Linked DNA regions of Homo sapiens: region 1 is linked to region 2. The links are chromatin contacts, found by Hi-C in ENCODE. All regions are on one chromosome and are shown on one strand. Each heading gives the region's core, a stretch centred on a gene start or an enhancer-like site at or near the end of the contact. The rest is flanking DNA. Distances are from core to core; before and after follow the strand shown. Region 1 holds the start of SLC71A2 (solute carrier family 71 member 2). Region 2 holds the start of FBP1 (fructose-bisphosphatase 1).

Region 1 (5,255 bases), core at 2,220-4,719, 260 kb after region 2:
CCGCCTCCCAGGTTCAAGCGATTCTCCTGCCTCAGCCTCCTGAGTAGCTGGGACTACAGGCGCCTGCCACCATGCCCAGCTAACTTTTATATTTTTATAGAGACAGGATTTCACCATGTTGGCCAGGATGGTCTTGATCTCTTGACCTTGTGATCCGCCCACGTCAGCCTCCCAAAGTGCTGGGATTACAGGTGTGAGCCACCGTGCCCGGCGACACACCTCCCTTTTCTAGAAGGAAATGATCTCTTGGAGTAAATACTTGATTCTCTTTTATTTTTCAGATTATGACATCTCTCTGCCAGTATCTTTTTCTGGTCAATATATCTCTTTGCCAAATAAGGTAGAAAAAAGTTGTCAGGCCAAGCATCATGGCTCTAACCTATAATCCCAGCACTGGGAGGCTGAGACAGGAGGATCATTTGAGCCCAGGAGTTTGAGACCAGCTTGGGAAACAGGAAGACTTCATCTCTACAAAAAATAAATTAAAAAAAAAAAAAAAAAAAAGCCAGGCATGGTGGCACATATCTGTTGTCCCAGCTACTCAGGAGGCTGAGGTGAGAGGACTGCTTGAGCCCAAGAATTTAAGGCTGCAGTGAGCCATGACTGGCCATTGCAGCCTGGATGACAGCAAGACCCTATCTCAAAAAAAAAAACACAGAAAACAAAAAAGAAAAAAGTTATCAGCTGGACAATCTTCCCTGTGATTACTAGTAGCATCTAAGAACCTGAAATCATGAGTGTCACTGAAACCAAGCTGTAAGGAAATTCCAACACATTAAAATGAAATCAATTCATATAGGGGCTATAGGACACAGCACCCGGAGGTGACATTAGAAACTGCAAACAGGAAAAACACATAATTCAGGGGTACTAGCATATGACACAAACATATATGATTAAAAGCATTCACTGTTCTCCCAACGTCCACACACTCAGAAAAACACTGCTACCTGCTCATGCTAGCCTTCTCACTATCTACAGCAAACACCAAGAAAACTCAGTATTCATCACAATTAACATCAACTCCATGCGTTCTCAGAGAGGAGGAAAGACCAGGCAGGAATCTACCTGTGCCCAAAATTAGGTTACCATCAGGATCCAACGGAGAAAGAACTGGGGAATAAACTGAGTCTAGGTTTCTTTGAGTAAACATCCCTCGCAAGTTTCTGCTCTTAAGCACACAAATTTAGCAACTTTAATTTCTAGGTTGGGGTCTAGTTCCTGTCAACACTAGGAAATGGGAGACAACTACTTTTATCACGGTCAGATCACCTATAGATTGTGATCATTCAATCATACATGCAAAGAATATTACAAAATACTAACAACATTAGTATGTATTAAGGGGCTTACTAGATGCCAAGTTGCAGCAACCCTCACAACCCTCTGAGGTAAATGCCATTATTAATCAGGAGTTACGTTAACTTATCGAACTGTGGAAACTGGGATTTCAAGCATGCTCGTCTAATCACTATACTAATAATGCTTCAACCTGCCAATTTATTTTTTTATTCTGTAAGCCATAAGGAGCCAATGAAAAAAATTAAGGACAGCAGTAATGATCATCTTTACATGCTAGAACACACTACTCAGCCACGTGCAAGGTGGACTGACGCTGGGGTGAGCAAGGGTCTTGAAAGAGATAGTCAAAGTCTGGGTCAAAAATGCTGAGGAAATTCTGAGCATAAGAATGCATAGGAGAGGATAAAAACCTAAAATCTGTATCTAATAAACTTAGCTAGACTTTCTGATTGTTTTAAGTATGGGAAGGGATGAAGGAAGCTACCTCGCAGGTTACTAGCTGGGCCACTGGTTAGTAATTACTGTCCATCAATTCATGAGACAGGAGGAGGAACTGGTGCTTTAGTTTTGTGTAGCAAGCAGGAAGAGGACAAGTCTACTTAACGCGAATCAAAATGAGAGCAAGCAATTATACAGAATTTCTCTCCCTCGACAAAATAAGCTTCTCATATTACAGAGATCTTAACTTTGAAATGCTTTTCAAAATAGGGAGTCACTTGGGCTGGGAGGGGACTTCAACTAAGTCCTCATTTTACAGAGGAGGCACTGAGGGGCAAGGCTGTTTCAATACCCTGTCCAGAGTGCGCACTGTTCAGGCAAAACCAGGACTAAAAACCAGCTCTGCCGGATCCGTTCTACCTACTGCTCCTTCTGCTTCAGCTGCCCTCCCAACCTACTAATAGGGATTTACATCCCCAAATACGTTCATGTAAACACTTAGCATTCTTCAACTAAACACAAAATCAGATATGTAAGCTAAAAATCTAAAGCCAAAAACATGTATTTAATTTCCATAAAATTTCTACTTTTCTTTGGAAAAACTTTCCCATTGTGTCAGTTTCTATTCACTGTAACATTCTCTATATTTCAGGTCCTAAGACCAAAAAAAAAAAATCCTTTTTAAACTTAGGCCTTGAAGAAACGACAAACCCTCTAGGCTTAATATTGCACCATATGAAACCACTGACACAGACAAGGCCTGTTCTGCCGAAACCAGGCCAGTTAAGTCAGGGCTCAATTGCTTCTGTATCATTGTCAGAAGCCATCTCGACCTCAAGCAAAAGTAAAACTGGAGAAAGAGGCCAGCCTAACTTGCTCCTCGGCTGGTCCCCAGCAACGCCCCTGGAAACTCTGCTCCCCATCGCTAGGACCGCCCCTCCGACGCCGGGAGAACACGGAAGGAGCAGCAAGGCGCTGCCCGGCATCTGCCGCCAACTTCCCCGTCGACGGTCTGATTCAAATGCTCCCTACCTGTTTTCCATGTAGACTTGGAGAGAAACTGCGCCAGGAAAACTGTTATCAACTGTTACAGGGACGGAGAACTCCGAAATAACCAAATTACTACTTATATTCACTGTCCCATGTCTAGCGCCTTTTGAAACAATAACCAAATCCTGTAAAGTTTTGTCTGCGATGAGCAGTCACTAGGAAAAACCTGTATTCGTGATGAATTCGCCTCCCCCCCCAGAAAAGGACCGACTTTCCAAGAGCCGAAGCCCCTGCCCGGAGCGGCGGGCTCGCGGGCCCTGGGTGCGACCCCACCCAGCCTCCCCGGGATTCAGGCAGCCGGGCCCCGCGCCCGCGCTCACCCAGGTGCTCCCCGCGGCCTGCGCGCCCGCGCGCTTCTCCGGCATGGCTCCCGCCTCGGGCTCCGACGCCGCCTTCTCCTCCAGCTCCGGCGGCGGCTCCACGCTCATGCCGCGGCCATGCCCGCGCCAGCCCGGGGCGCTCCGGGACGACGGCGACGCCGCGGAGGCGGCGGCGGTGCCCGCGCCCTCATGGGCTCTGCGGCCCGCGGCGGCCTGCGGGTCAGGCGGCGGCGCCAGCGGCGGCGCCGAGGGCTGAGGAGGCGGCGGAGGCTGAAGCTGCGGATCAGGCTAGCAGAAGACCGCAGCTCCAGGAACCGACCACTTATCAAACCGCACCGACCCCGACTCTCGCAGTTACCGGCGGCGTCAGGGGCGGGCTGCACGGTTAAGAGACTGTGCCCCGCCCCGCCTCCCCACAGGCCGGCGCCGGGCAGGAGGCCCCGCCCCGCACCTCAGCTCCCGCCTCGAGAACGAGTCCCGCGCCTGAGTAGCCTCCAGCGACGCCACGCCCACTTCAGAGACCCCTCCTTTACCTCGCGACTGGCCCCTTGGCATCAGGACTTCGCGGCGCGCGGGAAGTACGTCATTTCGAGAGCCCGTACGACTGATTTCTTTTTCCGGAGAATCTGGACTGAGGCTAGCAAGCGGGGAGGGGCAAACTCGTGGGGGTTTGGTAGTGATTGCAGTTCAGTTTTGGTCTTGGTTTGCGCCAACCCGCCAACCTCTCAAGTTTTTCTATGGTTCTCTAAGAAGAAAATAATATACTAGCAATGTTTCCCAAACGTACTTGAACACAACACTTTTTATTCTTGACACATGATTAATATCTTGTAGAATGTGTAGGACGCAGTTGGAAAAGCCTGGCTTATGTTTATTTATTTTGAAAGATATGCACCTAATACTGAAATATAAAAAAGCCTACAGGCCTGGAGCGGTGGCCCACACCTATAATCCCAGCACTTTGGGAGGCCGAGGCGGCTGGTTCACCTGAGGTCAGGAGTTAGAGACCAGCCTGGCCAACGCGGTGAAACCCTGTCTCTACTAAAAAACAAAAACAAAAACAAAAAACACCAAAAAAATTAGCCGGGCTTGGTGGCGCACGCCTGTAATCCAAGCTACTCGGGAGGCTGAGGCAGGAGAATAGCTTGAACCTGGGAGCCGGAGGTTGCAGTGAGCCGAGATAGCGTCACTGCACTCCATCCTGGGCGACAGAGTGAGGCTCTGTCTCACAAAAAAAAAAAAAAAATCTTTTTACAAACATCAATAGAAAAAAGAATAAAATTATTTCTATTAACAGGATTAGTAATTTTAATTGAATTAAAGTCATTTCATTTAAGAATTTTTTCAGGTTGGGCGTGGTGGCTCACGCCTGTAATCCCAGGACTTTGGCAGGCAGAGGTGGGCGGATCGCCTGAGGTCAAGAGTTCCAGACCAGCCTGGCCAACATGGTGAAACCCCGTCTCTACTAAAAATACAGAAGTTAGCCGGGCATGGTGGCGGATGCCTGTAATCCCAGCTACTTGGGAGGCTGAGGGAAGAGAATCGCTTGAACCCAGGAGGCGGAGGTTGCAGTGAGCCGAGATGGTGCACTGCACTCCACCCTGGGTGACAAGAGTGAGACTTCGTCTCCAAAAAAAAAAAAAAAAAAAGCCTCTTTTTCGCTTCCCACCCACTACCCCCAAACACACACACACACACTTTGCAGAAGTCTTTACTTTTATTTATTTATTTATTTATTTGAGACAGAGTCTTGCTCTGTCACCCAGGCTACAGTCACCCAGCCTAGATCAGTGGCGTGATCTAGGTTCACTGCAACCTCTACCTCCCGCATTCAAGCGACTCTCCTGCCTGAGCCTGCCGAGTAGCTGGGATTACAGGTGCGCGTCACCATGCCCGGCTAATTTTTGTATTTTTAGTAGAGACGGGGTTTCACCATGTTGGCTGGGCTGGTCTTGAACTACTGACTTCAAGTGATCCGCCCCCCTCGGCTCACCGAGCCGGCCTGGTCTTTTTTCTTTTTTTTTTTTTTTTTTTGAGACGAAATTTCGCTTTTGTCGCCCAGCCTAGATCAGTGGCTCGATCTCGGCTCACTGCAACCTGTGCCTCCTGGGTTCAAGCAATTCTCCTGCCTCAGACTCTCGAGTA
Region 2 (5,175 bases), core at 314-2,813:
CTCGGTGTTCCCCATCGCAGTCGAGGACAACTGCATTCTTCTAGTTTCTCAGGCCTCAAACCTTAGAATCATCCGAGACTCCTGTCTCTCACATATCTCATCTGTCAACGAATCCCATCAGCTCTACCTTCAAAATATGTCCAGAATCCACCACCTCCACTGCTAACACCTGGCTCACTATCTCCTAGTAACCTGGAGGGCACTGTCTTCAGTCTGATCTTCACACAGTAGCCGCAGTATGAAGACACAGGGTAGACCATGCCTCTCTTCTTCTCCAAACTCTCCAGTGGGTTCCTCCTAGTCAAAGTCAAACCTCACTTGGCCCTCTAGACCTCACCTCTGCATCCTCCCGCTGGCCTTATCTCCTCCACCTCTGACCCTTGCTAGCTCTATTTCAGCTCCACCGGTCTCCTGGCCATTCCCTGAACCTGAAACATGGTCTCCTACCCCAGGGCCTGTGCACTGGCTCTCCCGGTGAGGAAACCGCTCTCCTTCCCATCTCCACCGGCGCGTTGCATCCTTCACCTCTTTGCTCACATATCCCTTTCTCAGAGAAGCTTTTACTGAGGCCTCTGCTCACCCTCTTCTCCCCTCCACATTCCGTGTCTTCCTTTTCTATTTCGTTTCTCTCTATGGTACTTATGGCTTATGTAACAAACTAATCTATTGTTTATATATTTATTTTTACTGTTTCTCTGTGAAAACGTACACTCGAAAAGGGCAGGAGTTTTGTCTGTTTGGATCAGGCTCCACCCCTGGAAGGTAGGACAGTGTTCAGCACAGCAGGTGCTCAATAGGTGTTGTTTCGTGAATCAGCACATCAATTGCAGCATTGTGGCTACCAGGGGGTCAGGATGCGGGCGGTGGAGCCCTCTGGCCTTTGTGTGGTAGCCGAGGACTCTGTGTCAGCGACCGTTTTCCGGGAAACTTCCGGGCGAGACTCACATCTTGGAAATTCAAATACTCAATAGCTCTCGAATTCTAGGAATCTTGAGAAGAGGCCTGGATTAAGGATTCAGACGTGGGCCCTCAGATGGGTGAGAAACGGGGACTCTGTGTCTCCTAGCGGGGACAGAAGGGCCAGGTGACAGGCCAGGCAGAGTGGACGGGGCTTGGGCAGGGGGCGGGGGCAGGCAGCCACACGGGGCAGGAGCTGCAGAGCTAAAGCCAGGCCATGTGGACTGGCTGCGGGTTTCGCTGCCTAGCTGGTGGCATTGAGCAAGTTACTTAACCTTTCTGAACTTCCGTTTTATGATTTTGGAGGAAACAGTCATAGCTTTCTCTCTGGCAGAGTCCGATGGCCCGAGTCCCGCTCCACAGTGCGGGTGGAGGGCACGGAGGGGTGTGTGTGGGGGGCGACAGCCCAGGAAGACTAGGGGGCGGCAGGGCGCGTGGGGGCGGGGGTTGGGAGACCGCAGGGAGGATCCCCGACCTTGTCTGAAGATCCAAGCAGGCGGAGCCGCGGTCTGGTCCGCGGGGTAGGCGGGGCGCAAGAGTGTTCCCGGGGGCGGGGGGCCGACCCGCGTCTAAAGGTTTCCGCGATTCACCCGCCGGCGCCTGGCCTGGCCCAGTTGCACCACGAGCGCTGCGGACACTCGGGGCGGCAGTCGGTCTGTCAGTCCTCCCGCCAGGTCCCGCGGCCCGCACCTGCCGCCCGCACCTGCAGCTCCGCACCTGCGGCCAGTGCCTACTGCCCTCTCTTGCCGCCCGCACCTGCAGCCCCGCACCTGCCGCTTGCACCTGCAGCCCCGCGCTCTACCCGGTTCAAGCATGGCTGACCAGGCGCCCTTCGACACGGACGTCAACACCCTGACCCGCTTCGTCATGGAGGAGGGCAGGAAGGCCCGCGGCACGGGCGAGTTGACCCAGCTGCTCAACTCGCTCTGCACAGCAGTCAAAGCCATCTCTTCGGCGGTGCGCAAGGCGGGCATCGCGCACCTGTGAGTCGGGCCTTGGGCGGTGGGCCCCGTCCTGTCTGTCTGCCTGGGGAGCCTGCCCGGCGGGCTGACGTTGGGCCCTCTGAGCCTCCTGCCGTCAGCCTCTGTCTGTCCGTCTGATGTCTGAGCGCCTCTCTCGCTCTCTGTCTGGTAGCCCCTCTCTCCAGAAGCTGGCTCAGCCTCACTCAAGTCCTCATCTCCTCCCTTGACCTTGGAGGGGCCCACCTGGGGGTCCGTCTCACAGGTGTACACCTGATTCCATCTTGCATTCCTCTTCTCTGCCCTGAGCAGCCTGCCTCGTACCCCTCTCAGCCGGCCAAGTGTGGGCACCTGGCCTGCCCGTCATACCCGCCCTAGCCTCAGACAGGAAAGTGCTAGCTCAGGTGCCTTCCTTCCCCATTTCTTCTTTGTCCTCCTTCACTCTTTCTGCAATTAGGGACCCAAGTCAGGTTTCTAATCCAGTTATCTCTGACCTGAAACAAGACCTGTTAGGAGCGAGTGTCCCCCCCGCCCCCCCCGCAAGCAGGCTGGGAGGTCTCCTGTGTGTCCAGAGCCTTTAGGAGCAGCAGGGCTTGTGTGCAAAGGAGCTCCCGTGGGCTGCCCCTTGCTGGGACAGTTGCCATGCTGTGCCAGAAACAGGAAACACCCAGGGCTTCAAAACCCCTATCGATTTGCAATGATGGTGTGTGCAGCCTCTGCCCAATTAGTGGAAAGCTCAAAAGTGGTTTGTAGAATGGTTCTGAATGCGCTATGGAGTGCATCTCGAACGTCACTGGGCACAGGAATCATTTGGGGATCTTGGTAAGATGTGTGCCCTCCTTCCATAGCTCTGGGACAGGTCCTGAGATTCTGCATTTCTAAGAAGTTCTCCTGTGGTGGGTGCTGCCCATCAGATACTGTTTGTCTACTCATCACATTGTGAGTAGCAAGGGGTCAAGTGGAGTGGAGACTCAAAGGACCCCTTCTTGTGAGGTTTTTTGTAAGTCACACAACATCCTTTCGTTTGTGTTGGTGTGCACAGGTATTTTCTTTTTCTTTTCTTTTTTTTTTTTTTTTTGAGATGGAATTTTGCTCTTGTTGCCCAGGCTGGAGTGCAATGGTGCGATCTTGGCTCACCGCAACCTCTGCCTCCCAGGTTCAAGCGATTCTCCTGCCTCAGTCTCCCGAGTAGCTGGGATTACAGGCATGTGCCACCATGCCCAGCTAATTTTGTAATTTTTTTTAGTAGAAACGGGGTTTCTCCATGTTGGTCAGGCTGGTCTCGAACTCCCGACCTCCGGTGATGCCTTGGCCTCCCAAAGTGCTGGGATTACAGGCATGAGCCGCCGTGCGCAGGTATTTTCTAGCTAACTGATCCACACTTTTAACTGAAGTGTAACTGGGTTTTCAGATTGTCCATACACTTTACTAACATTCCCCGCACTTATGCACACTATAAAAATGACACATGATGGGCTGGGCGCGTAGGCTCTAGCCTGTCATCCCAGCACTTTGGGAGGCCGAAACAGGTGGATTGCCTGAGGTCAGGAGTTCAAGACCAACCTGATCAACATGGTGAAACCCCGTCTCTACCAAAAATTAGCTGGGTGTGGTGGCAGGCGCCTGTAATCCCAGCTACTCGGGAGGCTGAGGAAGGAGAATTGCTTGAACCCAGGAGGCAGAGGTTGCAGTGAGCCGAGATCGCATCATTGCACTCCAGCCTGCGCGACAAGAGCGTGACTTTGTCTTAAAAAAAAAAAAAAAAGACGCATGATGCTCAGAGCTGACCTGAACAAATACAACCCTGCTACTTGGGTTTGGAATGCATTTCTCCATTCTTAAAAACTCTTCTCCGCCCCGCATCCTGCAATCTAGATTCCTTTTCTTACTGGCAGGCTGTCTGGCTTTGGTCCCACAGTATGGACTGGTGGAGGTAATTCATGTAAAGGAGTGGTATGATCACATTTATTTTTGAATATTAAGCAGACATGTTAAGGAAGGTGATGACTCCATTACTGTTGCCTCTGGCCCCTCTTAATAATACATTCCTAAGGATTCTTATTTTAGAAACATACCCAGGTGAAATCTTAAGCTTTAATTTACAGCTAGTATAGGTGGCTCACAGCTTTAACTGCCTTTGAGGACCAGGGATATATTTTAAAAAGAGGGCTTGTCGACTGGGTGTGGTGGCTCACACCTGTAATCCCAGCACTTTGGGAGGCTGAGACGGGTAGATCACTCAAAGTCCAGGTGTTTGAGACCAGCCTGGCCAACATGGTGAAACCCTGTCTCTACTAAAAACACAAAAATTAGCCAGGCATGGTGGCAGGCGCCTGTAATCCCAGCTACTTGGGAGGCTGAGGCAGGAGAATTGCTTGAACCCGGGAGGCGGAGGTTGCAGTGAGCCCAGATCGTGCCACTCTACTCCAGCCTGGCGACCGAGTAAGACTCTGTCTCAAAAAAAGAAAAAAAAGGGCTTGTCATGTCTGATATTGTTTAAAAAATGTGTCAGTACCTTTCACACCCCTAGAGAGACTGAGAAATGTAAGATGTGTTTTGAGGTGTCCCACTGTCTAAGTAACCTTAGACAGTGGGACCTTGGATAGTGAGATTTTGATGGTGGGGCCTGGATGAAGCATGTTAATTTTGGCTACGTAAGGTATGCGTTTTATTTATTTATTTATTTTGAGATAGAGTCGCACTCTGTTGCCCAGGCTGGAGTGCAGTGGTGTGATAATGGCTCACTGCAGCCTCAACCTCCCAGGCTGAATTGGTGCTCCCACCTCAGCCTCCCCTGTAGCTGGGACTACAGGCATGTGCCACCATGCCGGATAATTTTTGTGTTTTTGTAGAGATGGGGTTTTGTTATGTTGCCCAGGCTGGTCTCAAATTCCTGGGCTCAAGCGATCTGCCCACCTTGGCCTCCCAAAATGCTGGGATTACAGGTATGAGCCACTGTGCCTGGCCAATATGTGTACTTTTATACTAGATAGTTGTGAATACCAGGTTTTAAAGAAATACTATGTTGCACTCATTGACAAAAATTTAAACCATTCAAAAGAATTCAAGGGAAGAGTGAAACCCACCCCATATATATCCCATGGGGTATCCACTGCAAATAATTTACTGCTTATTTTTCCGGATACTCTTTTACAGTCATATAAGTTTACACATGAACACATATTTACATATGCCTATAATAGCAGACAAAATGGGATCACAATACACATTTCTGTAGTTTGCTTTGTTATTTAACATT

What was found. A loop is a pair of places that touch in the nucleus more often than their neighbours do. Pooled maps may share reads with other maps.
Region 1: a pooled map shows a loop between it and region 2 (4-fold over the local background). The contact joins the promoter of SLC71A2 here to the promoter of FBP1 in region 2. A Hi-C loop is called at or near these places in 1 of 50 pooled maps.

Annotation. Positions count from the first base shown.
Region 1 is chr9:94,372,783-94,378,037 of GRCh38, reverse strand. SLC71A2 (solute carrier family 71 member 2) reads right to left here and starts at 3,469. Exons shown (of 12, transcript NM_032558.3): 1 at 3,111-3,469. The coding sequence starts at 3,218. RefSeq lists enhancers at 2,700-3,199, 3,200-3,701 and a silencer at 3,251-3,650.
Region 2 is chr9:94,635,906-94,641,080 of GRCh38, reverse strand. It overlaps FBP1 (fructose-bisphosphatase 1), which reads left to right and starts at 1,563. Exons shown (of 7, transcript NM_000507.4): 1 at 1,563-1,940. The coding sequence starts at 1,771. RefSeq lists a silencer at 1,430-1,489.